Regions from separate parts of the Mus musculus genome. Here region 2 is linked to region 1. A link is a loop called in an ENCODE intact Hi-C map of the cell type or tissue named here. Cell type or tissue: heart. All regions are shown on one strand. Each heading gives the region's core, and the rest is flanking DNA. Links, peaks and the distances in the headings are about the cores only. Region 1 overlaps Rnf220 (ring finger protein 220). Region 2 holds the start of Gm40231 (a long non-coding RNA gene).

Region 1 (16,051 bases), core at 5,451-13,450:
ATTCTAAAAGCCGGCTTCTTCATTTGTCTTGCTTCTGGCATGTTTAACCACGCAATTAGTAATCTCACTAATTATTCAGTTAGCCGACGTTTTGTAACTACTTTGAACCAAGGTCGGGTGTATGATTTAAGAAACAAACAAACTCCCACACAGAGAGAACTGAGCCAAACCCATCACGTCAAGGATTTGAAAATTTAAAAACTCGATATTTGTTGGTCCCTCTGTCCAACCTCACTGCCTGCTGGACAATTTATTTAGCTTCGTGGATTGATCCCTCCTCCTTGTTTAGTTAATTCAACAAAGACTTTTTGCAATCTGTTTGGAGTTTGTCTGATGCCGTGGAAAAGTAGCTGATGATTTATTTGGTTGCTTTTCGATTTCTGTCTTCAGCCCTTCTTTCTCCTCCTTTCAGCAGGGATGTCAGCTGTTATTACTTCCTATTGATCCCTTTGCAAAGTGAGAAGTGAACTAAAATTAATGTCAATTCCACTGCTCGGATCAATAGCTGGAGTTATTTTAATCTGGATTTGCACGAAGTGCTAAATTAAAAAAAATCAGCATAGAGGCAGAAAAGTACCAGTTACTTCCTATCTGCCCAGTTCTTCACAGTCACCCAAATGTACCATCAAGCTGATTATCTTACAATCCATATTTTTTTAATTAAGAGGGTCAGTTAGTTTTCTTATTTTGGGTTCTGTGTTTAAACCCATGACATTTTGACATTGGGAGTGTATTAACTATAGATTTTCATAATGACTGTGGTCTGCTGAAGCCTCATCTATACTGTTAATGTGAGGAGGGGGAAAGAAAGAAAAGGGAAAAGAAAAAACAAAACTCCCCCCCTCCCTTGCAGAGACCAACGCCCACACAGTAGAGTAAAAGAGATGTGGCCTGGAAAAATATTGTTGATTTATTTTCAGTATAATGAAGTTTTCAAATGAATTCGCAGGTTTGAGTGATTGACCGCGTCCTATTGGAGTGTCCGGTGCTGTCGCCAGATCACTAATTTATGAAAGTCGTTTAACATAATGAGGTGATCTAGGAAGTAAAGATGGAAAGTGAATCCTGGGGACAGTTATTTGGGGAAGAAGCATTCCTCCCCCTCACCCCTGGGGTGTCATGTCTGTCCTTTCCTCCAGCCAGCCTGCTATACTGAGGCTTGACAGACACGCGGTGTGTTCCTTTCTGTTCTGAAGAGCTGCTTAGACCCCTTGGAACAGCTCTGGACCCACGTTCCATGTTGTGGGACCATTAATCTGACTTGAAAACAGCCAAGAACAGAATTCCCAGACTTGTCAGGCTAACTGGCTGTCCTTGGCACAACATTCTCTACCCTGCTATAACTTGACAGGAAAGTTATTTAAAATTTGGAAGAGAGAAAAATCTGTTAATGTGAGATACATAATCTGGTAATTTGGTGTCTATAAGGAGAGATGCCAAGTGAGGAAGCTCTGATGGTGTCCACTCATCTTCTCAATTAATAACAGCCATTGACATGTCTGCTACAGGATGGGAGAAGGAAATACGCTCCTTGCACTGCACTAAGCTGGGAGGATTCGTCTGCAGTTTAACTGAGGGTTTTCTATCTGAGGGACTACCAAAGGTGTCCCACTACAGACATGGGCTTTTTAAAGGGGGGGGTCAATTTTATTTTTGACATGACTCAATTTATAAGTTGTAACAGATGGAAGTTTGGGTTATATTTTTAAGTTCTTTCAGTTTCTACTGAGGCTATAGATTTGCAGCTAGTAAGTCTTGGTTCTCATCTTATCCTGCCTTTTGATAATACAGTTCTTCCCCCCCCCAACCCCCATTAAATATATTAGAAACTGAATCAGTACTATGAAAATGTACAGCCTAATTTTATAAGGGAACCTGAAAGGAGTCTCTTTGAAATCCAGTTAGTTTTGGGGGGCTTTTATTGGACATCAGCTCTGCCTGGGCCAATAAACGGAGTGAAATAAGTCAGAGATTTTTGTTAACATTTTTTTTTTCTAAATGTTAATGGTAAATCCAAGGCAGTTTACAAATTTCCTTAGGAGTGACTGTATTAGTAACTAAAATTACCAATCCATTCTTTGCTGTTCCTGGAAGAGAACATGTGCCAAAGGTGCTAGTTATGTTTTTTAAACATTGTCAGAAGTGCCAGGCATTCTGTTGATGAAGGTCCTGGTTTCTTTCAGGAGAGAGCTAGGAAGCCTGTGTAATTAGAGGGGGCTGTGTGTAAAAAAAAAAAATTGTTCACATGGCACTTATTTCTAGAGATAGTCTTAGGTGACACATGAAAATGTATGTATAGAAGATGTATGTATATGTATTGGCCAATGTGTGTGATTCAGCCACATGTACAATTTGTACCAACTAATATGTATGGTCTAGATGTGTGTGTCATAGGGACCTGTCAGTATAAGGATGAAGAAAGATATTAATATGGGGCATCAGTAAGGTAGAGCCTGGTCTCTGTACCTCAAGCCAGAAGCCAGCCATAAGTGGTGTTTGTAGGTAGAAGCCCTTTAAAATATAGAGCTCCCCCCCCCAACACCTAATCTGCTGGGTGACTTGGCCTTCCAAAGCTCATTTGCTCAGGGAATATTGTATTTGGAGGTTTTATGATTTTTTTTTCTTTGCTGGGCTCAGGCGCATTTCACCCGGAACGTGTAGGGACCAAAGTCAGCTACGCGTACATCACAGTAAGTTGTCTATTGATTTTCCTGAATGAAAACGGTCTGCTGCTGCTGCCCACTGGCTCCTAAAGCCTGTGGTGTCTCTTGCCCGAGCATCTGTAAGCCAGAAGGATGGTGTTTCAATCACTTGGGGGTTTCCCTTCTTTTTTTTTTTACCTCCCCCTGACTTTCCTCCCCCGTCTTTTCTTCCTCTTTGCTGTTCCTGCAGGTCTTCGAAGGGCATGATTCCCCAGTAATAATCCTCGCCCTGATCCAAGGTGCAGGTCGCCCTCCCTTCCAGGGAAGACTGCTTCTTGTGTGACACCGGCCATCGAAAGAGACTCCGATGGACTTACACCGGGCAGCCTTCAAGATGGAGAACTCATCCTATCTTCCCAACCCTCTGGCGTCCCCAGCACTGATGGTCTTGGCGTCCACTGCCGAGGCCAGCAGGGATGCCTCCATCCCTTGTCAGCAGCCACGACCCTTTGGTGTACCTGTCTCAGTAGACAAGGACGTTCACATTCCCTTCACCAATGGCTCCTACACCTTTGCCTCTATGTACCACCGGCAAGGTGGGGTGCCGGGCACTTTTGCCAATCGTGATTTCCCCCCTTCCTTACTACACCTCCACCCCCAGTTTGCTCCCCCAAACCTAGATTGCACCCCAATCAGTATGCTAAATCACAGTGGTGTGGGGGCATTCCGTCCCTTCGCTTCCACGGAGGACAGGGAGAGCTATCAGTCTGCCTTTACTCCAGCCAAGAGACTCAAGAACTGCCATGACACAGAGTCTCCCCACCTGCGCTTCTCCGATGCAGATGGCAAGGAATATGACTTTGGGACCCAGCTGCCATCCAGCTCCCCTGGCTCACTTAAGGTTGATGATACTGGGAAGAAGATCTTTGCTGTGTCTGGCCTCATCTCTGACCGGGAAACCTCCTCGAGTCCAGAGGATCGGAATGACAGATGTAAGTACTTTGGTTGGAACCCCCTCCTCACCCCCAGTAAGCCTGCCTCGCAGAAGTGTTCAACAGGTTGGCAGCATCGCACATGCTCCCAGTGACGGGAAAGGCCAGCTCTGTCCCTTGTGACAGCTACGGATGGCTGATGCTTACTTACCTCTCCTCAATGATCAATGATATATATACTTCTTGCAGGTTTTCCGATGGTACCCGGAGGCAAGCTGGTCTCAGTGCCAGGCCTGCCTGGCTTCTCTGGAGACTGAGGAGGGAAGAGGGTGCCATAGACTCACAGGAATGAAAGTCATTTTATTAGAAAGCATAGGTTCCCAGGGAATTGGGGCCCAAGGAAATTTGCCCACCCCGCCCGTCTTTGCTGTCTTCATGAGGTCCCCTGACGCTAGTGTTTTTATATATATATATATATATATATATATATATATATATATATATATATATATTTGTTTTCCCGCTGTATCGTAGCCAGCATGCTCCAGGTGACTTTATTTTCTCAGCTCTCTGCTCTAGGGTTGGCATCAGGTTGTTTTTCACAGAAGGACAAAGGTGTCGTCACTCACCAGAAAGCATTTCAAACAGCCGTGCTTTCCTTGCGATCACGAGGCTAGAAAGCTGACTTCTCTTGGGACTCAGAAGGCTTGCTGGATGCTTATCCCAGGGCTAGCTTTTAGGACTAGACATAGCTGACCCAGGTGATGGCCTTATGGTTGATGCTCACAACTGTTATTAATTTCTGCTTACGAAATGGCTTTTCTCATGTTCCCCGGTGCTTTGGTAGGTTCTGGCTACATTTGCTAATCGTTTCAACTTAACCTTTCTTGGGAACTTGTAGACTAGGAGGGCAGAACCATGCAGTCTTCTACTCTGATATAATCAGAAAATAATTGTGTTTCGAAGCTTTGGGGCTGTGGGTAGACAGAACAGCTTTCTTCAGGCCTGGTGCGAGTTTACGAACTGAGGGTGCTTTTCCCTCCAACCTTTTGTTATAAGACTTGCTTCATTTTATTTTCTTAAGAAAACTACATCTGAGGTTTCCCTTTCCCCTCTCCTCTGCTTTTTTGTGCTCTTGTCTGCTCTAACCACCAACATGAACACCATTTTTCCCCCTCTCTTCTCTTTATGATGCCGAGGAGAGTAATAGAGACATTGCTGCTTTCTCCCCTGTCGGCCTTGCTTCCTCAGGCTGTCTCCTTGAATTAGGCACTGTGTTAACTTTCCTGTGCTAAAAGGCATCTGCCTACACCCAGCGTACCTTTTCAATAAAAGTCACCATAAAATCAACCTGCCTTGTAAATCCATCGCTCTTTGGTTTTGAAATATGTTGAGAGTGTGTCTTTTATGTCAGTGTCTGTAAGCCAGAGACCTCCCCACTTCAGGGAAAAAGGCTGCGGCTGTGTGTCAGCAGAGCTGCCACGAAGCCCTCTGGCTGTCACCTTCTCAGTTTCTGTTGACTAGTAGGTGCTATGATCCTGCTCCTGGGTGTACCTGCCAGACAGGTGTTTGGCCTTGTGCTGGGCTGGTTTTCTGTTTTGTTTCTGTTTTCCTTTGTTGAATGTGGAAGGCTCCTGGAAGCTGGCCCCTGCTAAAGCTGTGCTGGGTTAGGGTGTGACCAGCTCTTCCCCACTTTTCCCTCCAAGTACAAGTTGAAAATGAAATCCTCTGAAATCCGGGGTGTGATAAAGTGACACCCAGAGATCAAGACTCCTTTCTCCTCACCCCACAAGCCCAGCTCACTTTGAGTGTGTTATCATTTTAGCCCAAACCGGTGTCAGACTGCCAGAGCAGGAGCAAGCTTGTTAGTCAAGTCAGAACCCATGGATGTGGCTATCCATTCCCCTCTGCGTGTCAAAGCCATAACTCTTCTGTTTGCCTGGTTTGCATTGTATGGTGGTGCCGTCCCCCGTGGAGATGGATCCCTCACACAGGAATACGCCTGGGTGGAGAAAAATTAAATGAGTCTGTCTCCCAAGTGAAATGGAATTCTGACCTTGAAATTAATGGGACTCTGATCAGAAGGGTGAGGAAACTTTATTTCAAATTGTCATATGAACGGGAATCCTCTTTCCTTTTGTTTAAAATATCCTTCCTTTATAGACTACTCTGTGTTCTTTCCCTTGTGCACAGAGCCCAAGCTTGTAGGAAGGTCTGGGAGTACAGGATCCTTTGCGCACCCAGATTATCAGGGTTGTATTTAGGACTAATCTTTAGCCAGAAACAAAGGCACCAAGTGAAGAGGAGACTGTCCCCCAGTGGTGGCCCTGGATCCGTGCTCCCTTCCCCTTCCTTGCCTTAGGTATTATAGCTGCTGCCTGTGCAGGGGCAGAGGCTATGCAGGTGGCCGACACCTATGCTTTTGATTCTGAGCTTTTGGAAGGAAGGAGAGACGTTTTCTTCAAGGAAGCCTAGAAGAGCACCGTGAAAAAGTCAGTGGCAGCTTTCTTGGCTCCTGTCATACACCCGGCGTGTCTCAGAATATTTATGGTCTGTTTTATGTAAATACATATTTAAGGGCCGTTAGGAGGCCTGATTATCCCCACTAGATGCCTTTCGGGTCCTCCCTACAGAACCGTTTTGAAATAAGTAATATTTCTCAGATAATCGAGTGACAGTATACAAGACTGCTTCCAAAGGGAGCGAGAGCTAGGGGCAGATGGGGCAGCAGTGGGGGTTGGGAAGCCAGAAGAGTGGAGAGCAACTGTTCAGAGGGGCATCGGCACAGGATGTTTGCATGTGCTCACATTGCCAAATTGAGTCATGTATATTTTAGACTTGTAATTATTAAAATTTAGAATTAATTTCTGATATGGTTGGCTTTTTTTTTTCAGTTCTGTCAGACAATTTTTTTCATAGAATGTTTTTTTAAGTCTTAATTAAATATAATAGTACAAGTGCTAAGCGGGAACGTGGCTTCCTAGAATGTATAGTTTGGTTGGTAGGTGGGGTGGGGTGAGCATGGGTGTGCAGTTTCCTTACCGGGTGGAGAAGTTTTCGGACTGCATTTTAGGTTGCTGGAAATCAGTTTTTATAATGGAAACACTGACAGTTTTTACTGTGGCAGCCACCCCCTGCTCTTGGTTTGCCTCCATATGCAGATATGTCCACATGCCTTTCAAAGCCTGCAGACATGCTGTAATGCACACGTGTTCAGCCCTTAACTGCTGTGCTGATAGGCAGGGTTTCTTTTGTGATTAAATGTGCGTAGGAAAAAAACCAACAGACCCAAGTATAGCCGTTTGGGTGGTGTCCTTTCTTTTAGCGGGTACTTCCTGTTGCTTGTCTGTCCACCCACCTGGGTTTGCAGGTGACCCCAAGGTAGGTGTTGGGCCCTGTGGAGCAAGGAGGCCTGTGCGCTGCAGGACCGACTTACTTGTCCTGGAAAATGGGAGACGTGGTTTTGTGAGAAGCTGTTCGTGAAGGATGCAAAATTCCCCAGGAAGGAGACTGAGGTAACTCCCATTTATTGTCATTCCCTGAACCAGTCCCCAAGGCTCCTTGTCCAGGGAAATGACGCTAAAATTTATGGGCCAATTACGAATAGCCCATGTTGTGCGTTACATATGAAGTGTCTATAGATGTGTTTCCCAGGGCCTTTAAAATAAACATTCCTCATTAAGGAAACTTTACAGCAAAAGAGAAGGTAAGTCCTTACGTGCTGCCTGGTGGTAGAATCCCTACATTTATTACTCTCTCAGTGTGTACTCTGGGGCCTGACATGTGCCTCTCCTGGTGGCTTTCTTCAGGCCATCCCTGTGCCCAGATCCCTGCCTGACTTGTCTTTGACTGGCCTTCTTATCTAACCCCAAATTGGAGTTGGTTAGCATACAAGCTACTGGAGGCCTGAGAGAAATCAGAACTGTCCATGTGGAGCTGTGGCTGGCTTTGCCTTCTGGTTTACCCCGGGAAGGGGCGCCCATTAGTGTTTACCCTTGGTCTTCTCCCCTTAGTCTTCCCTGTGGCCGGGGGAACTTGAGATCTTCCAGAAGCTCCTGTCTTGCTTGATGCTCATCTTTGATATATTTGGAAAGTCAGCCAGCCCCAGGTCCCAAAAGCCCGGATTGGAGATGGTATTCTGCACTCTAGATTTGCCTTTATAAAGGCACGTGCCATGGAAGACCTTATCAATCAGCCTAGCCCACTTAGGCCAAAAGCAGCTTGGAAAGCCAGCTGACATCATAGAGGCGAGATAAAGCGGATACTTTCCAAAGGCTCTGGGATTGGTGTGGGCCGGGAACATTAGTTCCCAGGCTCCACCTCTGGACTGCAGCTGGAGCAGATGACCAGTGTGAAGGGTCAGCCACTGACCAGAAAGAGGGGTCAGAGGGTTGCCTGTATCTTGACTGCCTGGGTTCTGCCTGCCCAGATCTAGCCCTGTGATGCGCTCAGCTGCTTTGGGTTCTCCTCCCACCCCCTTCTCCCGCGGGGCAAGAACTCCTGTGATGTGTGTGGTTGTTACCGTTTGTTCACTCCCAACACAGTCACGGATACTCCCTTTCATGCTGCTGGGTTTAATTGTCTTGTTGGGATAAAGAAATGTTTGCACAGCTAAAGTGGGGCCGGGCTGAACCGGAGCAGTCCCCGATGGCTACAGAGCCATCTGGCCTGGCTTGGCTCTGCTCTGCGCGCCGCTCGCCCGGCACCCGGGCTGGCTCTGGCGGCCGCTCTCCCCGGCCCTCGCCCGCGGTCGCCTCTCACGGAGGGAATGCCTCATCACCATGGTGAGACGCGGACCTGGGGCTGTCCTCCCTCCTAGCCGAGCGCCCTCCCTAGAGTCAATTGTCATGCAGAAGCGATCCGGGCTGCCGTTTCCTCGCGGCCGCCAGCCAGCGCCTGGCTGCCCGCATCGAGGTGGCTGGTAATTGACCGTGGGGGAGGGCGCGGGGACGCGCGCACAGGCCGGGCCACCCAATGGGCAGCGCCTGTGGCCAGGTGGTTCCACAAGCGCTTTAGGGATGCGGATGACCTCGCCATCGCTCTTCAGGAGAAGTCCGCGCGCGGCCTCTAGGGTGCGGGGAAGGTCCGTGCGACACCCTACCCCCGCACTCCACGTCCCCACGCGCCCACGACGCTCTAAGAACCCAGTTCTTTGGCAATGATAGCGACCGGGCGAGATGTGCAGGCGGGTGCAGGGAGTGGTTGGAACTCCGCGCGCGCGTGCGAGTGGCCATGGAGTGGGGTGTGCACTGAACCAGGAGGGGGCCGAGGACGTGGGGGACCCTAGATGGATTGTGCACAGGCATGTGAACCCAGCTTTTCTTTGGGTAGTACAGCTTTGAGGCTTCTCCTTTCGGTTTCAAAAATAATTTCCCGCCTTAATTTTGCTTTTCGAATCTGTAAAATATTCCGGGAGTGTTTCCCAAGTCCGGGCTTGGTGAATCTGCAGGATTGCTGGTATTTGGGCGAGGCAGCCGCGGTCGCCTAAAACGCTGGGAGGCTCGCAGCCAGCACAGCGGGACTCCTTAAAGTCAGGGCAATTTCTGGAACTCTTCCCACGGGAAGTTGTCCGGAACTGCCTTCCGGTCAGCGGCCCCAGGTTGATTATTTGGTAGACTCCTCCACCCCCGCCTTTTTTGTTGTTTGAAAACAAAACAAAAACCTCACAAAGAAAACAAAACCTCACACCGAATCCAAAGTTGCTCTTTGCCCTCTATCCTCTTTAGAAGAGAACTGAAAAATAAAATTATATCTTTATTTTTAAAAAAAATTTTTAACCCTTTACTAACCACCACCATCGGCTCAATAAATATTAGCACAAGATAAAATGTAACATCTGTGAATACTCCAGATTGAAAGTGTTAATTCATTTAATCGAATTGAAATTTTTAATTTTTTTTCTTGGTTTTAACCCATAAACCACATGCATTAGGTTAATAAATATCAGACCACACGTTGGCATTACTCGTTATAAATACTTGGGATTTGGGGTGATGATACATGTCATCATAAAACCCACACAATTTTAACACCAAAATAACCATAATTTTTGGAGTTGAATATTCCCACGCGCTGCAATCGTTCTCAGCACCATTTTTATCCCTCTTAAAGATCAGCTGCAAACTTCTGGATAATGTATTGCTCTTCAGCTGCCAACGTGCCTTACAAATTTTAAAAGTGTCACTTCAGTTGTGCATTTGTGACTGAACAGAGCGTGTTTTTATCTTCAAAGTGTGTGCTCTGGGTGGGGGATTGATAAATATCTCTTTGGAGGAAAGAGAAAATTTTTCTGCAAGAACTTTATGTCAGGCAAGATGATGCTTGGCTTTAATCTCAACCCTAGGGAGGCAGAGGCAGGTGGATCTCTGTGAGTTCAAGTCCAGCCTGGTCTATAAAATAATAATAATAATAATAATAATAATTTAAAGTAGATAAATGAGTAGAAGTTTATTATACTTTTTCCAGGTTAAGGATATGGAGTGGATAACCCTGGTAGAGGCTGGATAAATAGCAGGAATTTATCCCATTCCAGCCTTACCCAATGGACTAAACTTATTTTTTTAAATAAATACATTTTAGTTTTGGTATTAGGAAGGTGAGGGCTCTGTGTGTGTGTGTGTGTGTGTGTGTGTGTGTGTGTGTGTATGTGTTTCTTGCAGTGGTGACAAGCATATCAAAGGGCTTGTACATTTTAGATAAGGTCAAATATATGGATCTAGGTACAATCTAGACTTTGAAGTTCCCATTAGCATGCTATGCATGCGCTATAAGACCACACTAATTCTAAAGATATGCAGGCTCAAGTCAAGAAGGAGGCCTCACTTAGGCCTTGCACTTGATGACCATAAAGGTGGGGAGATTTTTTTCAGGAAATATGTGAAATCTTTTCTTCAGACACAGACTTATTTTACTGATTACTTGGGGGTAGTAAAACACTCCCATAACATAAAAATAATTGAGATTTTACTTTTTTCCTCCTAACCTTCTGGGAACTCAAGAGTGGAGTGTCTTCTTTCCATATGCATTCCCACAGTATGGTGCTCAGAGACCCAGGTTCTACACCTATCTCCTTTGGGTGTGTGTTTAAAAGTTTTTGTCTAGATTCTGGTTGAAGCTGGAAGTAATGGAGCAATTTGGGAGCTATGTAGACACATAGAACCGTCTGGCCTTTCCGATGTTCCATGGTCAGTGTGGAACTGAAGTGGGGGGCCGGATGACAGGACCCTGTAGTACGGTGTCAAGAGACAGCAAACTCAGTAAGCCTTCTGTGGCTCACCTCATGAGAACTGTCTTTCCCTACTGACATCCATTTGTGGCTGAGACTGATAGCTTTGCATCTATCTCAGAGCAGCAGGGACAGAGCTGGGGGTGGGGTGAGGGCGAGCAGGAGCAGCCCCAGAAAGGCCTCTGCTTTATTTTCAGGTATATGATTCTCATTTAGGTGCCAGCTAATCCTGTATTACTCTCATTTGACCTTGCTTTTTTTTTTTTTTTTTTTTTTTTGGAGTTTGATTTAAATCAAGTCAGAGCAGCCTTGCATAATAAATACCTGTTAGAGGGAATAAAAGCTGGGCGGGGCCCCTTGAGCTTCAACTTGAAGGAGTTTCACAGGGAAGGCTAAGAGGCAGTAGGATGTGATAGTCAATGAACGCAGCCTCCGGAGTTGAGTTACGACCCTTTAGCTTACTTGCTAGGCAAATTACTTAACCTGTCCAGGCTTTAGTGTTCCTACCTGCAGGTTGGGACTCACACAGCCTTTAACAAAGTTGTTGTGAAGGACTGAATGATCACAGATCCATAGATAACCATTAAGTGTCCATATGTAATGATGGCTGTCATTCCCAGGACGATGTGGTAGATGATTCTTCCTTGATAGAAACCCCAGTGTAGCCAAACACGGAGGGGTCATTAGCGGCCAGCATGTGCAAAGGACCCTCTCACCCACTCCACCTATGGTAACACACAAAGAGGTAAGGAGGGAGGGAGGGAGGGAGGGGGAGGTTGTGGATCAAGCCTTTTTCTGTGATGGCCAGCTGCTTCACTTCCCTTTATTATCATCCGGCCACCAAGATTAACCCTGGGTTTATTCACAAGCAAGTAAATATGAAGAGTTAGATAAACTGGGTGTCCAAGTCCAGAAGGGACTTGATTAAGTTAGAGATCCAGTGGCCCAGGCCAAAGAACCTCAGTCTTATGATGCTTTCTTAGTCAAGACTTTTGCATTATCACATAGTGTTGGGAATAAATAGCGAATTGGAATCTGTGAGTGATGGTGGCTTGGGCCTTGCCTAATGAGATTTGCTAGCGTGGTATTTAACTAGTATTAGAATGCAGAGTTCCAGAGTTTTAGTACGTCCGTAGATTTTAAGTTACACAGACACTTTCACCCCCTTCCTTGCCTGTGTGAGACAAATCCGTGAACCTCCCCCCATCTGTGTGTGTCACAGTCCTGTGGCATGATGGATTGTTTGTGCTTGGGGGAGGCTTAGGATGGGGCTTGGAGGGGCCTTGCAGGTCAGGAGAGAAATACAGCCACAGCTCTGTGGCAGGGGGGCTGCCAGGGAGGGATTAGGGGGGGCGGGGCTAGGCGGGGACAGACCTCCTATGCATGTAGTGCCTGTATTCATTCTCCAGGGAGTAAAAGAGGCCTGGCTGCCATTAGTCAGGGCCACAAATAAAGTCAGTGCCTCTCTCTTTGTCAAAGCAAGCCCCATGGGGCTAGGGAACATCTGAGAATGACTCTGCACGTCTGTGGGGAAAGGACAAGGACGAGACCAACCCTCTAGCTGAGGACCTTGTGTTGAAGGCTGTGGTTCAAGACAGTAGCTCATATTTGGAAGGTCCCATGTTCACATAAGTGTGCGTCAGTGGCAGCCACCAGAGACTGGCTAGCAGTTAGCTGTCTCCATGGATTTCTTTGCGGCTCCCTGTTAGGGGCCACAGCATCTCCATGGATGATGGGTCCACCAAATTCTGCTCCCAGTTACCAGTTTCTCTTCTCACACAGACATAGAGGTGTGTGGCTGGCAAACACATACAGAGCATTCTTCATTTTAAGTGGGGTTTTTGTTGTTGTTGTTGTTGTTTTAAGACAGGGATTCGCTCTGAGGCCCAGGCTAGTCTGGAACTTCCCTGTGACTTGTAATGATCCTCCTGCCTCAGCTTGCTCTATACTGGAATTACAGCATGCCACCAGATCCTGCTCATTTTCAGTTTTGAAGGGAAGGCAAATTTTGAGACTGAAGTCCAAATGGTAGAATGTTCCATTCCTTAGGAATAGTGGGAGAGAAGAAAGGGGAGTGGAGGTGACTCCAGAGGCAAAGGCAGTGGTACACGCTGAGGGGAGGAATTAGCAGGGTTGCAGGGGCTAGGCTTGGGCTTCCTTCCTGAGCAGTTAAAAAAAAAAATCCTTAGAACAACAGAAGTCTGGATGCATGGGCTTCCTTCCTGACAGGCCGACCTGGTGGGGCTTCATTCACCCCAGCAGCAGTCAAGGCTGATTTACAGGGTGGGGTGGGAACCTTGACATGCCGGGTTAACCCTTTCCTGTCCACAGGGTTGCTAACACCACCTCTTTCTGTCTTCCCACTGTGACGCGGACAGCTCTTTGCTTTCCTCCCTTGGTCACTTCATGAGAGAACTCAGACCAGGAGGAGCTGGGTCACTTGTAGGAGACCTTGCAGTCTGCGGTAGCTGGCTCAAGGCTGATAGGCATGGGCTTTGGGTGAAGGTCTATTACCCTTTGGAGTATCACACTTTGATCATGGTCTCTGCATTGTCGTGGTCCTAGAAAACTTGGGGGTGTTGTTGTTGTTTTGTTTTCATTTTTTTACAAGGCAGGGTTTCCCTGCATAGCCCTGGCTATCCTGAAGCTTGCCCTATAGACCAGGCTAGCTTTGAACGCAGAGATTCGCCAGTTTCCACCTCTTTTATGCTGGAATTAAAGGTGTGCACCTCCTGGCGGGAGCTCAGTTTTGTTACTGTGAGATATTGGTACTGCAAAGAGAATGGTGCTTCCTCCTCTTGGCTGGTGGGTGAGGATGGTAGAAATGATGGTAGAGCATGTCACCGGTAGAGAATACATGGGTTGATCATTCAGCCCGATTTTCTCAGGCATCTACATTGTTCCTAGCACTGGGCTCTGTGCTGGGGAGGGAAGGGTGAATAAGAGGGATAGTCATCGCTTGTGCTGTCCTGGAACTTAAGGTTCAGCTAGCATCTGAAGAGCGTTATGAAAGGTGTTACTGCTGAGAAGTCTAAGCCAGCATGGGATTAGAAGCAGGAGTAGCTGATCTCATCTGAGATTCGGGTATCTATGAAGCAGGCAACCTTTAAGCTGATATCAGAAATCGGGCTGTTATTTAGTCAAAGCAGCTTGGGACAACGGTTTGGTTTTTTTTGGGGGGGGGTTTGTTTTTTGTTTTTTTTTTTATGGAATATTGCCTCTGAGAATGGCAGAAAGGACTCCAGAGCTGGCATGGGTTGACTAAGGGACTTGACTAAACTGAGAATACCATTTTTCCACAGTAGGATCTGAGACGTGACCTCAGATAACCATGGTACCGTATTCAGGCCTTCTTGACAGCATCCATTTGGTGTTTAGATGATACTGAGGCCCAACACCAGAGAGGACCCTGCTTTTAAAGTAGCTTCTAAGCCAGGCATGGTGATTCATACCTGAAATCCCAATACTCTGGAGGCAGAGGCAGGTAGATCTCTATGAGTTTGAGAACAGCCTTATTCTACATAGGGAGCAACAGACCAATCATGGCTACATAGTGTCTCAAAACAAACAAACACACAAAACGGAAAAGTAGCCTTCCAAAGATAAGTCACTATAAAATAGTATCTGATGACATATAACGTGTATCTTAATATCAGAAATCCCAGCAGAAGCTAGAACCAAACTTGGCAGAGAATAAGGGACCCAGCAATGTTTTTCCTGAGAGAAGGAAAGGCCTTATCATGCTGGTGTTTAGTCAGGTAGATAAGGGCCCTTGTCTTTTTACCAAAGTTCATGGTCAAGTCTATACTTGGTACTCCACAGAAATATGATAGGTCTCACGACTTTAGAGTACTTGGCAGGCCTTCACTAAGCACCTAGATTCCTGGCACCATCTCCTGGCAAAGTTTCCAGTGGGAGGAACATTGCTCAGGCTTGCCATTCACAGGGTAGGTTAGAGCCAAGAGTATTGAAGAAGTGAAAAGATAGCAGAGCCAACCGTTGTCCCAGCCTGGTGCGCACAGACACTAAAAGCAGTTCCTGCAGTGGGGGCCTCCACCAGCCTGTCTGTGGTTTTCCCTGCCTCTTATCTTCCTCATCTCGCCACATTCACAGCATTTCCTGCGCTTCTGTGTGTAGAGCGTTTGGCCCGGTGCTGTCTGCAGGGGAATCCGAGAACGAGATCCCACTTCCTCTTCTTGAGGGCCTCTTGTTCAGCGTGAATAGTGAGGATGTGCACGTGGGAAAAGTGACCCTTGAACAAGCATCGTGAGTGTATGGACCGCGGGACAGGGAGTCAGCCCGGTGACTGGGGTTCACAAGTGAGCTGCTTCATGCACCTGTGGTGACGGGGAGGAAGAAGGAAGAGGGTCAGGACTGGTAGCGACTGTCCTCCATAATACAGATTCCCAGGGCCCACATTGCACTTGTTCCTCTGAGTCTTTGAACCACTGTGAGTTCAGAAGGAGTCTTCCTGGTGATTTCCATGCAAGACTGAAGGGAAGGTTTTGCAAAAGAATTTGTTCTTAAAGGGAGGGCTTAAGGACTAGTTAGAAAGGATAGACTGTGTTCTACCCAGGGATTCTGGAGGCTAGGGATGAAGATGTGGGTCCTGGGAACCAGCAGTACCTTCTTTCAGCCTCCTGCTATGGAACCATCTGTCCAGCTGCCTCTGACTCGGCCATTCCCAGTTCTCCCTTGTCCTCTCGTCTTCATCCCCCTCTGCCTCTCTTATTATTACAGATCAGCCGACTGCGCATGCTCAGACCTCCCTTTCTTGGTGCAATATTGTCATTATGAGGCAACCCAGCAGAGGGGTGTGAGGTGCTTAGCCAGATGTGCAGGAGTCCAGCATGCCTTGATGCTCCTTGGGCTCCAGCCAACAGCTGTCTGCTGGTTGCTGCTGCAGAGGGCTCACTGTGCTCAGGGCTGTTGTGCTGCTTCTGTTTGGGGTTTTTGTCAGCCTCCTTCCCTCTTCTCCAGCCCCGGAGCTTTCAAATGCTTATTTGTACAGAAATAAGGCTCAGAGGGTTGGAGGAATTAGTCACCACTGTCTGGCTTTTTGCTTTTCGTTGGAACCCCTTGGGTGAATCTGCCAGAGGGTAGAAGGTTAAGTGGAATGTGAACAGGGTTCAGTCTGAGGCTCAGGAACTTCAGATGTCTGTGGGTGAGAAACACCTTTGTTAACTATGCATCTAGATTTGGGGGTGGTGTTTCTTCTCAAAATAGCCTCCCTGCTTTAAGCACCACATTGT
Region 2 (16,051 bases), core at 2,721-10,720, 160 kb after region 1:
AGCTGTATGACACGAGCCCCGAGTTCCCAGCACAGCATAAGGAGAGAGAGAGAGAGAGAGAGAGAGAGAGAGAGAGAGAGAGAGAGAAGCCAGGATGGTGATGCACTTGTAACCCCAGCAGTGTACTGTAGAGGCAGGAAGGTCATTGAAGGTCACCTGTAGCTACGCAGCAAGTTTGAGGCCAGCTTCGGCTGCCTGAGGCCTCAAACCTCTGTCCTTCATGGAAAGAGAGAAAGAAAGAAAGAAAGAGAGAGAGAGAGAGAGAGAGAGAGAGAGAGAGAGAGAGAGAGAGAGAAAGGAAGGAAGGAAGGAAGGAAGGAAGGAAGGAAGGAAGGAAGGAAGGAAAAGAGAAAGAAAAAGGCTTAGAAACGCAAAACTCTCAATGTTTTGTATTTAGTCTTTTCTAATAGCTAAATTGAACACACATTAATAAACAATATCTAGGCCAGGAACCACCTAGCAAACATCTCTCTGGGAATAGGTAGATCCAAAACCTCGGTACTTGGCATGCCTGGTCTGGAGGGTACAGGGCAGAGAAATGAGTGCCATCATCCCCCTGGCTTAAGACTACAAGAAGGTGTGTAGGCTGTGGGTCTTGGTACAAATGAGGAGAAAATAGTACTGCCAAAGATGGACTCCGCCTGCTGCAGCCCCTGTGTGTGACAGAAGTGCTGGCACAGCTGTGGCTTTTAGACAGTGCATTTTCTGTAGTGTGGGAGAGCGGGCACCACAGGCTAGGATTCACAGGTCCATGATACAGCAGCTCACCCTCTCAGCGTGTTGGAAGGGACAGACTCCCAGGCAGTCACCCGCAGGAAGCCTGCGATCGGATGCAAAGCCCATGCCCTGCTGGACAGGGAGAAGCTAGGTAAAGGCTGGCTCCTTCTACTCTCCATCTTTGCCTTCTACTCTCCGTCTTTGCCTCTACCATGCCACTCCTTTTCCCTAGCTTATAGCCGTCTCTCCACCGAAATTCACCATCACCTGGTCTTCCAGGAGCTTCTATCTGTCGACATTTCCCCAGCTAAATGAGTCCCCACAACTGACTGGCACACCCTATCGGTCAGGTCTTGGACTGAGCTTCAACTTGGCTGAGTCTGCTCCTCGCACAGTGCTCTAGAGGCCTCTGGAGAATGCTGCAGCAGCCACCAGAGCCATGACTAGACAACCTCTGCTCTCCGCTCATCTGTGTGCAGCCATCACAGTACCAGGCCCCGCTGAAAGTAACCGAATAAGCAGACTTCCAATCAGGCAGAACTGGGGGCTTCAGGGGACCCTGTCTACCTGAAAGGCTTGAAGAGGCTGCTTCCGGAAGAGTGGACCCATGAGCTGAGTTCCAAAAGGTTGCTGTCCAGGCAGAGAGAAAGATCTTGTTGAAGGCCCACCGGTGAGAGACTATGGATTCACTGGGACCAGCTGCAGGGGGATGAAGCAAGCAGAACTCAGGCTACCCCGCTCAGCTCAGGCTAGCCCGTTCATCAGTGGTCCATTGACACCTGCAGGTTTTGCTGAGGAACCAGGAGCCTTCAAGTTCCAGCTGCACATGTGCTAGAGGCAGAGGGCGGGTCCCCTTGCTCGACTTCTCCGAGTCTGAGTTCTGGTGTCTCCTCAGTAAAACGGGGGTGATAATCCAACTGCTTCTCTCATGCTTCACACTGGGCCAGGCTTATTGGGGTACGGTGAAAGATGCGGCCAGTCATGATTTCTACCAAGAACGATTCCAGTCTTGGGTGTCAGGCCCCTGTCTAAATATTGCAGGAGCTCAACAGCATGGGCCGTCTGTCCTCCTGGCTCTGAAAGGCCTACAGAGCAAAGCAGGTGAGGCCCCGCTCACTTCCAGAGGGACCTTCTAGTCTTTCTGCCCTCTAATCTCTGCCTGGTGCTTGCAGGTCACCTCTCAGCTTTGGCTTTTGTTCCACTTTTTCCTCTCTTGCCATTCCATGGTCCGTTCCACCCTCTGCTTCTACCTCCTCTAGGAAGCTCTGTCTGTCTCAGCCCCGGCCCCCTTCCTGCTCAGTTCTTTGCCCATCAGCCTTACAGTAGAGTCTCGTGGGCCCATCCATCCCCAGCCTGGTCAGGCCCTCACTCCTCTCTAGCCCCAGAAGCAGGGCCCCAAACACTCAAGTGTTTTAGGGGTTTGGAATGGGTCATGATAAAAGGGGAAAGAACGGTCCAGCAAGATGGCTCAGCAGGAGAGTGTACCCGGTCCAGCAAGATGGCTCAGCAGGAGAGTGTACCCGCTGGTAACTGGATGGCCTGGGTTTGATTTCCAGAACCTATGTAGTGTACAGAGAAAATCACCTGCTAGAACTTGTCCTCTGACCTACACGTGAGTGTGCACACACGAACACATACAATGCAATTTTTAAAGAAAAATTTAAAAGACAGGAATGAGGAAAAATAAAAAAGGGCATAGCATTAGCGTGTGCAGGGGCCACTCCCTGGAGCCATACTTTCTTCTTGCCCTATGAGGAGAGCTGGCTATGAGAACTGTAATAGCTAGGTGTCACCCAGAGGGGTTGCTGGTAGCTGAGAAATCCATTGTGCAGCTGGTAACAGGCTCCTCTCCACCCCCAGCTGCCTCTGTTCCACCCCTGTCCCCAGCAGCTGCCTTCCTCAGGACATAAGCCCGTGTTGTCCTGTTGCTGTTGACCACTGAGCACTTGAGTGGGGAAGAGCCATGCAGATTATCAACCCTGTCACTCTGCATTCCCAGGCCGTAGCAGCTTCATGGTTTCTCCCACAGGACAGCCATGTGTGTCCTCAACAGCACCCTCACAGTGTGCAAGCCCTGGGCTTTAGGTGACATGGATCATTTATTCGTTAAAGTATGGAGAGGCCAGTATCATCCTGAGTGAGCTTCTAGGTGAGGAAAAGCCCCTGTGGGTGGTGGTCCCTGCTCAGAGACAGGATATGACTAGCAATCCATTTATGTATGTATGTATGTATGTATGTATGTATGTATGTATTTATATAATGTATATATGAGTACACTGTAGCTGTCTTCAGACTCACCAGAAGGGGACATCAGATCCCATTACAGATGGTTGTGAGCCACCATGTGGGTGCTGGGAATTGAACTCAGGACCCCTAAGGATGCTCTTAACCGCCAAGCCATCTCTCCAGCCCATAACTAGCAATCCTAAGGGTAGAGTCAATACCAGGTCTCCCTGACTTCAGAACCCATATTCCGCCATTCCAGGCTTCTTGCCTAAGTCTTGTTGTTCCCTCTTTCGGGCTGGCTCTGGCCCGGATCCTGCCTAGGGCTGAGCATCGGTATGGAATCCAGGACTGAAAACCTGGGGACTGTGGAAAGGGAGAAAGCAGGGAGAGAGCTATGCTGAGAGGGGGAGGGCCTGCTCGAGTCGCGCTGACCTCTCCCTTCCTGTCCTTTCCTGTTCCCTCTCATGTCCCAGACCAGGCAGAAACAGGGGAAGATTAGACTCCTCCTCCGCCCTGTGGGCATGGGCTTCAGACAGGGATTGCCACGTGTGTTCAGTGTGGCACCCAAAACCCAGACTAAAGCAGCCCCAACATTTTATTCTTTAAAAGAACATTTAACTGGGCAGTGGTGGCACATGCCTTTAATCCCAGCACTTGGGAGGCAGAGGCAGGGGGATCTTTGAGTTCAAGGCCATCCTGGTCTACAGAGTGAGTTCCAGGACAGCCAGGGAGCTACACAGAGAAACCCTGTCTTGAAAAACCGAATACATTTTATGTGTATATGTGTATGCATGTTTGTTTGTGCACTCTCGGCATGCCTAATGCCCTCAGAGGTCAGAAGAGGGTCATTAGATTCCACGGACTGGAGCTACAGCTGCTGTGAGCTACCATGTGGGCACTGGGGGAAAACCTGATCCTAATCGTTTTTTGGACAGTGATTTTTGCCTGTATGATTAAAGGAAAATGTACCTACCTAAAGCACTAAATATCCAAAGATATTGATAAGATCTATAATAGTAGCAAACACTCAACGAAAGGACTTGAAAGAGCCTGACATTAGTCAAATGTCTTTACCCACAGCCCTGCAAAGTGGGGACTTGACTCTTCCCACTACACAGGTGAAGCACAGGGGGATTAAGTAACTTTTTCAAGGTATTCAAAAGGGTGCAAAGTGACTCATAATAAAGTAGAGACTTTTGTAGATGTGGAGGCATGCTCTAACCCTAGCGGTAGCTTTCCCAAGTAAAGGGACTGGCTTGCTTTTTTATTTATTTCACTTTGGTGAGAGGGTAGTCTTTTGTTGTATAGTTCAGACTGGCCTGGTATCTAGGCGAGGCTCCAACTCATAGCCAGCCTCCTGCCTCAGCCCCCCAGGTACTAGGATTGCAGAGTAAGCCACCATACCTGGCTCAAGTTTTTAAATGAAAGGGGACAGTGCATTTGAAAGCAGCCCTTTCTGGGTTTATGCTCCTGCAGTCTACATCTGAAGAGTGAGTCACAGCAGGTGGCCTTCCAGCTGGAAAGGCCAACATGCTCCTACTTCAATTGCTATCCTACAGATCAATTAACCAATTACAAATCAGCTAATTAATTCAGTTGCATTCCCACTTAACAGACTGTCAGCCTTGGAAATGGCCAGCACATACAAACTGCCACCTCTAAGGTGCCTGCTGCTTTACTGCCCAGCAAGCCCAAGCAGCGGATGAGAATAGGAAAGAAGGGGCTGGAGAGATGGCTCGGTGGTTCAGAGCACTGGCTGCTCATCCAGAGGTCATGAGTTCAATTCCCAGCAACCACATGGTGGTTCACAACCATCTGTAATGGGATCTGATGCCCTCTTCTGTCATAAAGGCATATATGCAAATAGAGTATTCATATATATAAGTAAATTTACAAAAGGAGGAAGGCCCTAATAGAAATGTAGGTGTGGAGAGGAAACCCTTGCTAGGTGCTTTGTCTGCCTCTTTCCCCACAGAGCTACACCACCTCCTCCTTCCCTTGAAGCCAGGGCTGCCTTCACACATGCATGCTAAGACAAAGCAGAGGGATGGGGATAACGAGTCTGCAGCATGCCCCATCTCTAGATTGCCAGACTGCCTATCTCCTCTGCCTGCAGCAGTGGCTCCTATGCAGGCACCTTGGCCTCAGACACCCCCCCCCCCACTGCCCATTGCTCTATCATAGTCTGGCATCCAGAGGAGAGTGGAGCAGAGGACCCCGAAAGGCTATGGTGGAGGATGAAGGGAAGAGACAGAGGGAACCCCCTGGGAACTGGAGCTAACTAGAGAAGGTGGAGTTGGATGTGAGTTTAGGGAGGCTAGAGGAAGAGGCTAGAGTTGGCTCAGAGACCTGGAGTTAGATTCCAGTTTAGAGTGCCTCTGGGTTTGGGTAAGTCTGCCTCCGCCCAAAAGAAGAGGATTCAAATCGTAACTACCATGGGCTCTGATTTGGAACCTAGTGTAGCAAAATAAGAGGGAGGGTGGAGGTTGGTTTTGGAGGAAAGCCGAGCCTCTAGTTTCTCCAGCGGGGAGCTGCCTAGTCGGGGGCCCTTGACACTCATAGTGCAGCCAGTGGCCAGCATCACCTAGGAGCTTCTGAGAAACGCCACCGAGGCCCCACTCCAGAGCTGGTGAATCAAATCTACATCTTCACATGACCCCCAAGTGTCCGGAGTACACTTAGTTTGAGAGGCATGTGTGAAAGCTTTTCTGGAAGGCCTGAGACAGGGGCAGGAAGCCAGGGGGCACCCACAGCACCAGGGCCCCTACCTAGCACCCCCTCCCAGTGCTGGAGCCACAGCGACACCTACTGGCTATGAACATCTAGGCCGCCTCCTCCAGGACGTTTGCTTTACGGTCCATCCAGCCTTTCCTAGCCTGAACCCCCCACCCCTGAACTAAAGATGGCCTTCCTGCGTTCTGGGAATTTGGAGGAGGTACAGAGTGGTCATGAGTTCAGTGTGAAACAGAGCTGTGTATAGGCTGGGAACTGGGGCCTTGGAGTAAAGAAGGCAGGCATACAATGCTTAGGACACATCCCCAGTCCTGGCCAAGGCTCAGCAGCACTGAGCACATGTTCATTGGCTATTGTCACTCTGACCCAGGTCCAGATGGCCAGGGTTCAGCGGTGCGCTCCACCCATCATCAACCGATGCCCTATGAGAAGCTGGGATTTAGATGAGCATCTAAATGCCTGTCTCCCATAGGGGGACCTTTAGAGGAGTCACTGTTTAAAAACACAGCTTGGCCAAGTGTCAGATATTTACAATCCAAGGTGGTGGTCAGTCGTTGCTCATTTTCATGACAGAATTCTAAGTCAAAGGGGACACTGGGGCCAAAGGGCTAAAAAAAAAATGTCAGGAAGGAAACCAACCCACATTTGAGGCAAGTCTCAGCTGACCTAACCCCAAGGGACTTGGTTCACCAGGGCTGTCAGGAGAAGGTCTTATATCTGGACAGCAGAGACCACCCCTGTCATTTCCAAACCCCTGCTCTTGCTGGATCCCCTCCCACTAGCCTGCTCTGTGTAAAGAGGTTTGCCTGGGAACTAAATGAATGTGATTGCCCACAGTGCTTGCCATTAGTGGTGATTAGTTAAAACATCAGAGTCTAAACAGTCAATTGGTTCTAATAATTAATACTGTGGTTCAACGGTGATTGAGAAAGGGAGGGGAAAAGAGACAAGAAGAGAAAAAAGAAAACTCAGACTGACAGATAAGCCCCAGCCCCACAGCTACCGTTTCTTGACCTGTATTGGTACTCTGTGCCAGGGCGTTTCTGCCCCGACTCTGCTCTCATAAATCACACCATTCTCTTAGGCAATATCATTATTATTATTATCTCCGATCTGTAGCCAAGAAAAATGTGGTGTGGGCATATAAAAGCTACTTGATCCTTGGTAACAATTTGTTAAGTGGATAAATAAATATGTATAAAGTAGCCAGAACTGAAAGCCCAGGTTAGCCTGATTCCAAACTCATGGTACACCCTTCTCCCAGCCACACCCCTCACGTTCTTCACACACAATAGTCTGTGTCCTTCCTGCATCGACATCCCTTGTCCACAGCTCCCACACACAGCTTCCTGTCCTTTCTCCTGCTCATCGCCTGTCTCTCATCCCAGTTCTTAGATTGTCGCCGGCCCATCATAACACCACTAAAAGAGTGTTTGGGAAATGAAGCAAATATTCCCGTCCAGCTCCTCCTCTGTCCTTCACCCCAGGAGCTGGGCCCCAAAGGCTGGGCTTGCTAACCTTTAACTGCTCCCACGCCCAGATCTGGACTTTCCTGCCTGGTTCTGGGAAAGGAGTTGCCATCATGGAGCAGGCTCTGCTGCTCCCCACCCCCCTCCCAGGTCAGAAGTAGCAGCAGGAGCAGCAACTAGGAGGATGGCTGTGTGTGCGTTGCTATTAATCACCCCTCCTGGTCCGCTAACGAGGCTAATGCGGTAACTGACAATAGCCCATCTTGGTTCCTGATTTAGGGGCTTGAGACGGAAGCTGGGCTCCTGGGAGTGAAGACGTGAATTCTCCACGACACTAAACCTTCAAATAAATCTCCTCCAGTCAGAGAAGCCCAGGGCACTAAATCCCACGCGCCGGTAATTGAAACCCTTAGAGCTTTCTTGGTAGGGAAATTGCTGAGCGAGAGCGCAGCCCAGGGGTTCCGGGTGGAGTGCTGGGCTAGCGCACAGGCCCGGAGAGGGTTCCGTGATGGCGGAGGCTCCCAGGAGCCCATGGGATGTCTGTTCTGATACGTGCAGCTACCTGGCCATGTTTCCAGGCATGAGCCTTACTATCTGGCTATGTTCACCAGTCACTGGTTTCCCATCGGGTCTGTGAACTCTTGATTTGGAGGCAAGTACAATTACAGAGAGCCTCCTTTTTTTGAACCCCTTGGGACATTTCACTATTATTGAATAAAGGTTCTTGTAAGCAAAAGACATTCTCAGTGTGATGGGGGCAGCCTTCCTTCACCTGGTCCCACTTCTCTTTCTGAGGCCCCGCCCACATGCCCTTCACATCCTCCCTCGTTAACTTGGTCATTGGATTCTTCAACATTTACTAATACCTGCTGTATACCAAACCCTAGACCAGGTCCTGAATATACCAGATGAATCAGACACCCTCCTTCCCTCACAGAGCTCAGGACAAGGAAGGGAAGCAGATAAACACATAGCTGCAGTACTACATGTGTACAAAGATGAGGTGAAGGAACGAGAAAGAATGACTAAAGTCAGACGTAGTGGTGGTGCACGCCTTTAATCTCAGCACTGGGGAGGCAGAGGTGGGCAGCCTGATCTACAGAGTGAGTTCCAGGACAGCCAGGGCTACATAGAGAGATCCTGACTCAGAAGGAAAGAGAATGAGTCTGGTGAAGTCTTCCAGGAGCAGAGACATCAGAGGATTTTTTTTTTTTTTTTTTTACAGGATAAGAATTACAGGTTGCCCATGAAGAGATGGGTGTCGAGGGCGGGTGTTGTTGGCAGTGAGAATAATGAGGAAGAGCTAACTCTTGTCCAACCACACCACACGGTGTTGCTGGAGAGGATATGAGGCTGCAGAGGGCCTTAGGAGATAACAAGTATGACATGGGAGGGGTCCTAAGTGGTTGGATGATGGGATCCAAGTTGTATTTTAGGAGGCTCCTCCTCTCTGTAGAGATAGCAATGGAGTAGCGGAATTTACCAGCAGAGATAGACAAAGGTGGCGTCTGAACAACATCCCATGATAAAGGAGAGATGTTCTGCTGCATCCTTACAGGAGAAGACAGCCAAGAAGGCAATTTACTCCATACAGGAGCCTGAAGAAAGAGTAAGTGTGGAGAGGGTGAATTTAGGGAAGGCTGTGAATGGTGGTTCATCCCGGAACAGAGAAACCAGGGGGAAGGCAGAGCTAGAGAAAGATGCACCCACCTCAGGCTTGCTGGGCCTTAAAGGACCCATGGGATGTCTAAGTGGAGAAGTTTCAGTGTAATATATGGTTGAGTAGGAACTGAGGGAATGACACCAGAGGAGGGGCTTGGCATCCACAGGGAGAGATATGAATGGGGACAAGGACACGAAAGAGTATTGGGGCAGTAGAGTGGATAGCACAGACTCCAAGCACTTCGTTGCCTGCACTGACGGTCTAACACAGCGCCTCACCAAGTAACCGTAGGCAAGCTACAGAACTTTGTATGCCCCTGATTACAGGACAGGATAAGTTGCTCAATGCTGGGTGCAGAGCACGTATATGGTATTATTGCTCCCCAACCTCCTTGCCCCTTCCTCCCCAACTCAGCTAGGACATCTCAAGTGGGGCTGTCCCTCAGGGAAACCTACGTGGATTGCCCTGAACAATAGAAATGTCCACGTTATTGGCTCCGTAAAACTGTTTGCCTTTCTCTGGCACAATTGCAATATAAGGATTGTTGAGTGTTTGATTGTATCTGTTCCCTCATTAGACTCCATGCTCCATTAGGACAGAGATGTGGTACTGCCAGATCTGAGTATGGAATCTAATATATTCGAGACTCGCTGTGTGTTTACTGAATTAACAGATAAATTACCTAGGGTATCCATTAGACTTGACAGACAGTGATCATTGATGACGGAGAACAGTTTCCATGGTGATCATTGATGACGGAGAACAGTTTCCATAGAGTGGTAGGGATGAAAATTGATGTAGTGAGTTAAGAATTGGTTAGGGGACTTGAGGAGACAGCTCAATTCCTGAGGATCCGACTTCATCCTTAGAACCCACATCAAGAAAGTGAAATGTAAGCCGGGCGGTGGTGGTGCACACCTTTAGCCCCAGCACTTGGGAGACGGAGACAGGCGAATCTCTGAGTTTGAGGCCAGCCTGGTCTGCAGAGAGAGTTCTGCGACAGCCAGGGCTACACAGAGAAACTCTGTCTCAAAAACAACAGCGAAGAGTGCGATGTGGTAGTACATGCTTGTACTCCCGACACCGAGAAGGCAGAGACAAGGGGATCTCTAGGGTCTGGTGACCAGTCAACCTAACCTAGCCTGTCTCAAGAAACAAGGTGAACTAGGCCTGGTGGTGCACACCTTTTTCTTTTATCATAGCATTCAAGAGGCAGGCAGCTCTGAGTTCAAGGTCAGCCTAGTCTGTTTGCGTTCCAGCCAGCCCAGGCTCCATAGTGAGTAAAACTGTCCGTCTTTATTTGGGGGGGGGTAGATTTACTTATTTTTCTCAAAGATTTATTTATTATTATAAATAAATCCACTGTTGCTGTCTTCAGACACACCAGAAGAGAGCATCAGATCCCATTGCAGATGGTTGTGAGCCACCCACCATGTGGTTGCTGGGAACTGAACTCAGGACCTCTGGAAGAGCAGCCAGTGCTCTTAACCGTTGAGCCATCGCTCCAGCCTGAAACTCTGTCTTAAAACAAACAAAAGAACCCAAGGTAATTGACCCCTGAGGAATGACACTGGAGGTTGACCTCTGACCTCCACATGCACATGCTCACGTGCACGCAAGAGCGCGAAAGAGAGAGCACACACACACACACACACAAAGAGGTGACTAGGAAATAGAGTATAAACAGCAAGCAAGTCTTTGAAGTATCTGCAGTGAGGCAAGGAGATAAGGAGAGGACACTCACTCCAGGAAGGGACAGGTGGGTTGTTGATGTGACTGTACTGTGGGAGACACTGGAGATGTGTGAGCCATGCTTCTCCAGGGAAGCAAAGGATGCAGAAGAGAGGGGGCTGACACAACACTTAAGCTGGAGTGAGATTCTGAACCCCAAGGGAAGCTGGAATGGGAGGAGGAGGAGGAGGAAGAGGAGGAGGAAGAGGAGGAGGGTGGAGAGGGTTTAAAGGACCTCGGGCCCAAGAACGCCTTATTCCAGATTCTAGTGCAACGCGAAGCCCCAGGAAGGGGAAGCAGAAGGAGATGAGCCTCAAAGTGGTAAAAATATTATGGAATTGTCTCTGGGGAAGGGGAGACAGCTGACCAAGGATGTAAAAGGATTGTTTAGTAGTGCTGAGAGTGGAAACGGAATTTTTATTGGCACATATCTGCGTGGTTTTGTGGTTTCCCCAGCTGCTCATGGCCGTCCATGTGTCTGAGACCAAAAGGAGGGCGGTCAGATGATGAAGAAGGCAGAGAGTACAGAAGTAGAGTATGTTGGCCAGAGGGTACAGAGGTGATGCGTTGTGGGGTCCAGGCAAGTGCCCACAGTGGTGGGAGTTAGAGACATGTCCTATAAGGAGGGTTGAGGAGTGGCGCTTAACCTCCAAGGGCTCACAGGGCAAAGCGGTGGACTGCAAGACCCTGGCCCTACCGACAGGCCCAAAGAACATGGAGGTAGAAGACAGAAAAGCAGGTCTGCAAGAAAATGGCGATTCTAGGACTAGCTAGCGTTCCAGAACCCTAAGAAGATAAAGCAAAGGGAGTCTCCAGAATTGAGGGTGGAGAGGATTTCATTGGTGTGTCCTCATGAGAAGGTGGTGGAGAACTCAGCCAGCGCCTCTCCCCCTTGGCCGGGAGCATCACTCCTGGGACTGCCTGTGCCTCTATCTTCATGTTTTCCTCCTGCATCATCTCCTCTCCATTTGAGCCCACCCCCACCACCGCGCGCGCGTGTGCTCACGTTCATCTCTCCATCTCTCCTCCTCACACCCTCCCTGGTGGTCCCCTCCCTGGACCCTTCCCCTGCCCTGCCCCACCCCAGCCGGCCTGAGTGAGCAGGAACCCCTGCACCTTCATTTCTCAGGTCACCGCTTGGCTAATGGGCTATTAATTTGCTCAATCGTCCCCTGTGAGGCAAACTCAATTTCTGCCAGCCAGTCGTCCCTCCCTGTCGACAGCGTGATTGATTGGAGGAACAGCTGTCACCGCCCGGCTGCCTGCTCCCTGCCTCTTTCCCTCCTGGTCCCACCACCCCTCCTCCTTGGGCCGCCGCCCTGCGCCCACAGAAGCAGTGCACCCCTGCCACCTGCCTAAGGATCTGTCGCCAGCAATGAAAAATGACAGAAATATTTAAGGACAAATAAGGTTTCCCAACGCAATTGAAAATGATTACAGGCAGCTACAGATGGGGCCAATCTGATGCGCAGCAGCAAATCAAATCGAATTTCCTTATCGGCGTATTATTTTAGGCGTTATCTGGCACGTTGATGCAGTTATCAATTCAATTTCAGCCGCCGGGCTGCTGTTTACCGACTCGCCTTTGCTGGGAAAAGGTAAACATGCTCGGCCCAGCAAATTAATTTCTAGCTGAAGCCAGAGGCGGCAAAGGACGGCTACCCAGGACCTAAGGCCTCCACCTTGGCCCTGGGCTCCGGCAGGTCAGGCTCGAGCTTGCCCAGGAACTGAAGCCCCACCAGCTGCCTGCCCCTGCCCTAAACTGTATGCTGAGCTTCTCGGAGGCTGAGGTGACCGTTGTTGGCTCCTCTGCTGCTGCCAGGGAGAGGTGAAGGTCTCCCATTAATTCCCAGCTAAAAATGACAAATTCATCTTGGACGACAATTAAATGAAGTCAGTAATTGATGCTAATTGATCTCCAGATGCGAGGGCCCCCTTAGCCTCAGCCACGGGCGCGCGTGGCTGCCTTGCTCCCTCCCCCTCAGCCCCACCCCTGGCTTCTCTTCCTCTACCCTGTCGTCCCCTGAGCTGAGCCCTTACTTTCTCCCTAGGGATCTACCTCTTTTGATTGCACAGGTCTGTGAGAAGCAGCCAGCCTGGGCTGGGCCAACAGGCAATGCCTGGGGCTAAGCATCTGGCCCGCTGTGGGTCCAGACACACAAGCACTTGCCATCATCGCGGGCACTCCACCCATCTGCCTAGGATGCAGGTAACACTGCCTCCCTCGACCATTCAGGATTTATAGTCCACAGCTGTGGAGGCTCCCATTTTATTTTTATAAGCCCAGAGCCAGAGCCAGAGGCAGCAGCGGGTAAAACACACTTGAAGTTTTGTTTCTTGAAACAGTACAGTTAGCATTTGGGCTGTTGACAGGGAAGGCACGGATCCATAGGCTGGGCGGAATGGTCCGGGGTAATCAAGCTGCACTTGAATATGCGCTTTGGGGTGGGTATGTGTGTGCGCTCGACCCCATGAGTCCCCGTGCCCACTCTAGTGGAAGCACTTGTCTGTGCAGACATCTGAGATGGTATGTGTGCATTGTTCATAGGTGGATGATTTCCTGAATCCTGCCTCTTCCTGCAGTTTGTAGAGCCTAATCCCAGGGACCACTGGGAGGCTCCACCTGCCCCAAGCACCAGTGTTCCATCTGAACACAGGAACTATCTGGAAGGTATTAGTGAAAGGAGGTGGGGAGTGAATTGTAATTCTACAGATGGAAAAGGGGCTATGGTTTTGATCCATGGTTGGGAATGTGAAATAGCTGTGGCCCCTGAAGCACCACCAGTCCTCAACAGATTAGTTGATAGTTGATGTCCTTGGCTCCAGCAAAGGATCATGGACCCAAGGCTTCAGGTTCCATGACCAGGACTAAGTGAATTTAATTGTGCTTTGGCCCTGAGCCTTTTGCTCCAGCTTGAGCCTAAATCTGAGCCTAAACCTTTCCACAGGCTGCCCTCCACCTGGCAGCCCTGCAGATGTTTGGCCACCCAGGAGTCTAGCATGGCTCAGTGCGAGAACCACGGCACACACACACACACACACACACACACACACACACACACTGTATTGCTAGACATAGTTACTAGCATCCATCATGATAGGAGTCAGGACACCCCTGTGCCTGGAGCTCAAAGGAGACCACAGAAAATGAGTAGTGAATGCCAATCCAAGCATCTGCAGGCAGAAAAGAGGGAGGAGGAGGACAGCAAGGGCGTGTGAGCTTGAATTGTCATTCTTATGTATTAGACCCAGGTAAATAGTGGACTATGGAACCAACCGCTATGCAGGGGGGTGTGTGCATGCCTTGTGGGAAGAGGGGAACTAGATAAGGAAGAACATGAATAAAAGACTGACCAGACTAGACAAGCATCAGAGAAAGCCGTTGTCTCCAGGGTAATGTCTGCATCTCTAGGGATTTGGCAAGGTCGGTAATCCTTTATTTGTTAATTCAGGAATACGTATTGATTTCTCCCCTCACTATTACTTTTACTTGGCACCCTGCCCTCCGTCAGATGCCGAGGCTGTAGCAGTGGCCATGCTAATTTTTTTTTTGCCCTCAGGAAAGTCACATTCTGAAGATGGTAACACAGAACAGGCAACAACACATGTGCTGGAAAAGTAGCAACACTCTGGGAACACAGAGGAGATGCCTGATGTGGTCTGGGGAGTGAGGGAAGCCTGCCTGGGAGAAAGACTTCTAGGCTGAGACCTAAGGGACGAGTAAGAGACTCTGGCTTATGGAATTGGGACTTGCTACATCTTCTTGGTTGTTTGGCAAGCCCGAAGCAGAGACAAATAGGCTTATTTGGTTCCAAGTGACACTGGGACAGCTGAAAATGTCACTTCTGTCCTGTGAGTGCCAGCTGCTACCCTGGGGTCTGGGTAAGTGGGTGCACAGCTGTTTTCAGGGCACCCTTGGGCACCTGCAGATAAGTATGGGCCACAGCTAAATACACATCTCTCGCTGCCTGCCCTACCCCCACCTCCTCAACCAGGGATGCCTATTAATCCTGACAAATGATGACTTACGAACATGTAATGCAAACTGATTCATCATACATTCAAATCCGCCGCCCCGCCCCAGCGGGAGGCCCCAGCCAGACAAGTGTATTACACGGATAATGTATTTGACGTATTAATAAAACCAGCCGCATTGCTCTGGCTCGGGGACTGGGGAATGCCAATATACGATGACAGATCACATATTGATGAAATCCAGATGTTTGGAATCATAGTCTTGGGGCCTTGTTCATATTGACTGAAGGTAAAAAATGCCGTCTGTCTGCACATTAACTCTTCCTGTCCCGTGCTCAGCAGAGTCACCGATCAGAGGGCTTCCAGAAAGATGAGAAGGAAGAAGGGGTAAGTGGGAGGAGCAGAGAGGACCAGTGATTAGGTGGCTTGGGTCCATGATGGATGGATGAAGTGAAAGGGAGATGGTGTGCTCAGGTAGGATGAGTGGCTGGGACACTTCCTGGCTGATGTCTTAACCTCTTAGCACATTGTGGTGTGTGGACGGCATCCCTTGCTCTGTGAAACTTCTTGGTTTTCGTTCTTCCTCTTTACCATTCCTTTGCAGACCTTGATGCCTTAAATGTCTGTCACCTGTGAGAGTCAACTGAGGTTCTCTTCCATACTCCTTTTAGTGGGTGCTCTCCTAGATGATCTCACTGTTCTTCATCCTTTTATGCGATAGGTTCGCTCTTGGTTGTCTACCCTAGGCTGGACCATGATCTAGGCACAGAGCCCACCGTGATGAATTTCAGTTCTTCCCTGGGATCAGGGTCTCCTAAACCTATCACTGAGCATCTCATAGTTCCTCCAAGAAAATACACTCCAAACTGAACTCACTGCTCTCCTGCGTAGCCTGATCCATAAACCAATAAGCAGGTATATGAGTATGGACGAGTAGGAGAAATTCCATAGGAGCTCGAAGGGCAAGGCCAGCTGCCTGCCAAAGGGTCATTGATCTCAGTCAGTCCCAGTGGGAAGACAGGTGAAGGCTGGGCACAGGTGACGTCTATGAGTCTGACTTGTACATCCTCAATTCATTGCATCCTCAGACATCCTAGACCTTAGATACTGTTGCCAGTTCACACAAGGAGAAACTAAGCCCAAGTGATCGGGTGATTGGCCCAAATACAGCACAGCTAGGAAGAGGCAGCTCTTAGAATTTTACTTGTTACTCTGTTCTGTGTCTCAGTCACTAGGAAATGGAAGCACTTCTTAGGAGGATGGAGCGGGGAGAGGAATGGCAGGACACATGTGTGCCTGATAGTCTTAAGAGCCCCAGTGTCAGGTGGGGGATGTGGTCGGGTGAGTCTTGTCAAGCTTGCCCAAAGCCCTGGGTTTGATTCCCTAATACAACATCTATTGAGTTTCGTGCTGTTTGCCTGTAATCCCAGCATTCAGAGGTTCAAGGTCATCCTCACTTTGCAATATGTTTAAAGCTAGCCTGGGCTACCAGAGATCTTGTCTCCTTGTCATCTGTCATTATAATCACCCTCGCCCT

The links. A loop is a pair of places that touch in the nucleus more often than their neighbours do. Peaks named below come from ENCODE experiments on the same cell type or tissue, not always from the same donor. Only the 100,000 strongest peaks of a DNase experiment are listed, where the experiment ranks them.
Region 2: a loop joins it to region 1, with 1.9 times the contacts of the local background. A loop is called at or near these places in 7 of 42 quality-filtered maps.

The regions. Positions count from the first base shown.
Region 1 is chr4:117,477,172-117,493,222 of GRCm38, reverse strand. It overlaps Rnf220 (ring finger protein 220), which reads left to right. Exons shown (of 15, transcript NM_025739.3): 2 at 2,893-3,634. The coding sequence starts at 3,010. Among named protein-coding and RNA genes, the nearest start is that of Gm12827, 11 kb to the left of the region's middle. In heart, for the core only: a CTCF peak has its summit at 8,637; DNase peaks (open chromatin) are centred at 8,542 and 9,112; H3K4me3 peaks cover 1,552 bases; H3K27ac peaks cover 2,314 bases; H3K27me3 peaks cover 1,330 bases.
Region 2 is chr4:117,313,669-117,329,719 of GRCm38, reverse strand. All of the region lies in intron 2 of Rnf220 (ring finger protein 220), which reads left to right. It overlaps Gm40231 (a long non-coding RNA gene), which reads left to right and starts at 10,290. Exons shown (of 3, transcript XR_868035.1): 1 at 10,290-12,748; 2 at 13,088-13,210; 3 at 14,100-16,051. In heart, for the core only: a CTCF peak has its summit at 5,748 (motif pointing left); a DNase peak (open chromatin) is centred at 5,709; H3K27me3 peaks cover 4,928 bases.